Regions from separate parts of the Homo sapiens genome. Here region 1 is linked to region 2. Evidence: chromatin loops called from intact Hi-C (ENCODE). Cell type or tissue: PC-3. All regions are shown on one strand.

The links. Peaks named below come from ENCODE experiments on the same cell type or tissue, not always from the same donor. Only the 100,000 strongest peaks of a DNase experiment are listed, where the experiment ranks them.
Region 1: a loop joins it to region 2, with 2.8 times the contacts of the local background. A loop is called at or near these places in 2 of 110 quality-filtered maps.

The regions. Positions count from the first base shown.
Region 1 is chr2:161,709,529-161,712,028 of GRCh38, forward strand. All of the region lies in intron 1 of SLC4A10 (solute carrier family 4 member 10), which reads left to right. Among named protein-coding and RNA genes, the nearest start is that of SLC4A10, 86 kb to the left of the region's middle. In PC-3, no CTCF peak of the experiment used is centred here; a DNase peak (open chromatin) is centred at 1,183; H3K4me3 peaks cover 1,426 bases; H3K27ac peaks cover 2,142 bases.
Region 2 is chr2:161,945,420-161,947,919 of GRCh38, forward strand. It overlaps SLC4A10 (solute carrier family 4 member 10), which reads left to right. Exons shown (of 27, transcript NM_001178015.2): 17 at 2,147-2,308. Among named protein-coding and RNA genes, the nearest start is that of DPP4, 130 kb to the right of the region's middle. In PC-3, a CTCF peak has its summit at 1,296 (motif pointing left); no DNase peak of the experiment used is centred here.

The DNA.
Region 1 (2,500 bases), 240 kb before region 2:
AATCTGTTTTTCACAAAGAAAGCTTGTGACATTTAAGCTTGTTGAAGATTTTTTGACCCAGAGAGCTTCGTCCTTTGCTTACTTTCATTTTCAAACTGAAAATACTTGACTATGTTAAACATGCAAATGATTTGGATTTCGATGTCCATTTTGTACTGAAACTCTGCCATTTATTTTAAACTATTTTCACCCATCAAGTTATATATAATGCATTTAACTTTGATTTGTTACAGCATGTCCTCAGAATTATATACTTGGATAAGAAACTACCTATATTTGACATTCAGATTTTGAAGGAAATATATTTCATTTTTCAAAATATTGTACATGCTTCTGCCTCAATGTTAGAGAACTTTTCAGGTACTCCATATTAAATGATCAAAAAGAGAGAAATATATTGCAGCAGTTCTCAACAGCAAGATGGTTTTGTCTTTATGATTCTGTAGCCTGATTGTAATTTAATGCCTTATCAGGGTGAAATGACATAGATTAAAAAAATGAATATATTTAAGGAAGTCTGAAACAATGAATTGATTCAGTTAAGGGGTTTCTCCTTTTTAATTAAAAACACATTCTGCCTACTGATATTGACTATAATTTATATGTTATTCAGGCTACTTAGCCAGCTTATATTCTTATTAGTAGGGAAGATTGGCATATTCTTAAGCTTGATTAATTTTGAAATGATTTGAATATACCTTTTAATTGCAACAAAATATGTCTAATCTGTTAGAATTTATTTCCAGTATTTGCATGTATTAGTCATTATGAGTACATTCTGTTTCTTGGCATTGCTTTGGGATTCCTCTTGGTATTGGTTTCACAGCATTCTGCTATTTTTCACTGTATTCCTGACCTTTCAAGAGAACCAAACTGTAAAGATTTTTAGTTACTTTCTGTTAGTGGCATTTAAATGAGGATATCGATAATTTTGTAAGGTGGAAAAAAATTACTATTTTAGAATTGTCATTTCTGTCACAAATCAGAGAAATTTTTCTCTATTACTATTTCAAAATATACTACAATAAAAAGCAAAGACTGGTTAGAATGTAGTTAAATGCAATGTCAATCTTTCTTCTTGCATGGCAGGATAATCTTGATCTTTGGAATGATAAAACTGATTGTAAACTTGCCCAGTAATGATTGGTCATCTTCCTTACAAAGGCTGCCTTCGTTTATACTATTTTACATGCATTTCATTATACATCATAAAGGTTTTAAAGGTAAGCTGCCTATAAAAACTATTTGAGTAATTCTTCAATTCAGTAAACATAGTAAAGGCTGAGCATTGGATGATACTGTATGTATTTGGTGTTATGAGGAATGCAGAAAAGAAAAAGTCATTTCCTGCTTTCAAGGAGATTAGAAAATATATACAATAAATTGTGTTCACATTTTGAATTGATTTTTGATAGGCAGTATGCTACAATCAGTTTTAACTTAATCTATAAGCTGATGAATCCTAGAAGGAGTTACATGTAACCTTTTTTCCTCATGTAAATTTCTTGATATTAGATAAATGAAGGCTTAGGTCAAACTGTATCATTATGCATCCCATAACTTTATTGAAAATTGCATTAAAGACTTTTAGAGTGCATAGTTTCTCGTATAGGGCTTTATAAACTGTGAATCAGTAAAATAGCAAAATAGCTTTGCATGTTGTATAAGCCATCATTGTCAGTATGAGACTGAAGGTGCACCCAGTCCACTGGCAGGAGGCAGAAGTGTCAGCTCAACATAGAGACTTGATCAATCCTGTCTAATTCCAGGCTCAGTGTGGGTAATTAAGTATTATGGAAGGGGTTTTGACTTTATAGGGATAAAACTTGGAAATAAAGAGTAGCAAGTATGGAAGTGTCTGTTACTAACTAGGTCATTTGGAGAGTCCTTTGAATAAAATGGGGGAATAGGATTTACCTCAGGTTCTGAGAAAGCGGATCAGGACCAACTAATTATGGAAGTGGACCTTAGCTGCTGCTTGGTGAACAGTCAGGCATTACTCTCTTCTCTTTCATTCCAATATGTTTGCTGAAAGTTGCAGGAAGGTGGGTGGAGAAGATGCAAAGCCCTTGTTTCCCCAGAATCCCAAACTGGAACACGCTGCCTGATAGTGCCTCCAAAGTGCCTGTTTCCTTGTATTAGAGCAATAGAAAATTGATTTGCAAATTCTTCTGGTTTGTAATGGCTGGCTGCAGTAAGAGGCTTGTGCAATGGTTCAGTGTCTGGACTGCCATGTTCTCTGGGTTCAAATCTTAGCTATGCTACTTACTGGCTGCATGATCTTGGCTTGTTTCCTGATGTGTAATATAGGGATAATAATGGCACCTACCTCAAAGAGTTGTGGTAAACATTAAGTGAGTTAATGTATGTGAAACACTTATAAGAGTACCTGACATATATCAAACATATTATTGTCAACATCCTTTGTCGACAGACTTTGTTATAGACATTCTAAGAGGTTGGATGGGCTATTGGCAAGACTTTGTAACAGTCATCATGC
Region 2 (2,500 bases):
ATAGAATTGCTGAAACTTAGAATGTGTTTGAAGAGTAATTAGTAGAAATCAGTTTGTCAACAAGCATTTTTTGAGTACCCATTGTAACTGAAACCATATGTTAGACTCAAAAAACGAGAGCAGGATTTGGATTTGGTTTTCATTTCTAAATTTCAGGACTTACTCTGTGTGTATGTGTGCATGTATGTATGTGTGCATGTGTGAGTGCCTCTGTGTGTGTATTGGGGATACAATTAGTATAAATCTGAAAATAATTGTTGAATTTAGCAGGTCACAATTTTTCTCTTTTAAAATTAGCATTTTGTTTCCTCCCAAAGAGAAAATAAATAACATTTTCAAATATGCTTTGAATTAATGTAATTAGGCAGACCATTGGCAAATTATAGAGTGTAAGACAGCTAAGGAACCCTTTAAATGTCATCTATGTTCTTAAGAATTGAGAACAAGATCCCGCCAAATGACTTTTATACCTGCAGAAATGACAAAAGATGCTCACAAATTTATAGATAATGTGTTTATCATGGAACTTTTAGCTCCTTTTTCTATGTAGCAATTTTGCTACCCATTATATTGCTTAATAATTGCTCTGCTAGCATTTCTGGACAGGTGCAGAAGAGGATGAAAAACACAAGGATTCATTTTTGCCACCTTATCTATTTTTAAAGCATTTTGAAAGAAGGAAAATTAAAACTTTAATTAAGGCCTGGGGGATTTTTCTGTGGTTTTTCAATTAGCCAAGTTGCTGTGCTCTGTATTAGCTTAACATGAATAATTGGAATTTAACTTTGCCTATCAAGGAAGATGTTTGCAGTTAAATTAGAAAAGGAGACAGATTCTTTAAGACAATAATAAGGTGTATTAACTATATTTCTCAAGACTCTCAGGCTTAGGGTAGCTAGCAACTCCAAGTAGATTTTACTAGTTGTTTGTTTTCAGATGACAGTGTAGCTATTTGTAATTTATTCTACAATCTTTGGAGTGTATTTACTTTTTGCTCTACAAAGATTTCAGGCCTAAAGTTGGGCAGACTCTGTGTTTGTGATCAATCTATCAGTTCATATTTGTCTCCAAGATCTCTCTGCAATTCAATTTATGTTCAGGGCAAGAATATCTCAAGGACTAATGAGATCACTGGATCATTTAAACCATTATTTCCTGTTTTGAAATGTAAAAATACTTTAGTAATCTAATTTTTAAATAAGATAAACCAAAGTAAGTTTAAAATAACTTTTTTTCATTCAAAATATTTGTTTGAAATGCTCAGTTTTTCCTGGAGGAAAAAAATTTTTTTGACTTTGCTGCCACCTCATGGCTAAGGCAGTAATTAGAAATAGTTCTTCAGGCTCTTACAGAACTACAGTTGCAGAAGAAAAAATAATCCATGGAGAAGTCATAGTAAATATGAGCTTTGCCTTGCTCATGTAGTAATTTTATTTCATTTGTTCTTTAGTCCAAGTTCGATAGTCCCATCTTTGACTTACAAGTTCATTTCAGTCATTGTATGTCATAGTTTTCTTGTTGCCTTTCTCATCTTTCTTGGCAGCTTTTGGACTAGATAATTCTACAAAGTCATTGTTCTTAGTCAATAAGCAATAATAATCTCACTGCAGAAATCGTGTTTGTATCACAGCTCTGCGGCCACCCACCAGTGGTGAGGCCACAACAAATTATTTAACCCCTTTATGCTTCAGTTTCCTCAGACATGGAATATTAATAATAGCATGAACATATTTTATGGTATTGGTGTGAAAAGTAATTTAAATGATGTATTTAAATAGCTGGGCATAGTGTCTGACCTTAGTAACCAATCACTATTACATATGTCATATTTTCAATATATCTCGTGTTAGGAACTTAGTAGATATTAGATTTAATACATACTAATTAATTGGTAAATCAATCGTTTTATACATTTAAATTTAAAAAGCAGTTCATGTTCAAATTTTTCATAAACCTTTGCATATTTCTCACCACCCATCCAAGTTGAACTTGAAACTCGTAATGTAATGCCTGCTAAATCATTGTGAGAGCCATAAAGGAAAAGCCTCAGCATCTGAACTACAATTGATCAGAAGGTGTTAGTTTTCTGCAAGAAATGTGTCCGGTTTTTTCTTAGTAGCTCCATTTGTTTTACTTCCTCTGGCAGGAATGCAAATCATTGCATGGAGAGTATGTTGGACGGGCCTGTGGCCATGATCACCCATATGTTCCAGATGTTCTATTTTGGTCTGTGATCCTGTTCTTTTCCACAGTTACTCTGTCAGCCACCCTGAAGCAGTTCAAGACTAGCAGATATTTTCCAACCAAGGTACTTAGACTATTTCTTGATCTAAATGTAAAATAACATAGGACAAAAGAAAGAGTAATTGATGTAATAAAAGGAGCCACTGAAAGGCTTTTGTGTGAGTGAGCTGCCAGGTTAGTTGTGGAGTGAGATGAGGGGCTGAAGAGAAAGAATTTGTGATGCAGGTGCTGGGAGTGCATATGCAGGCTTTTCTCC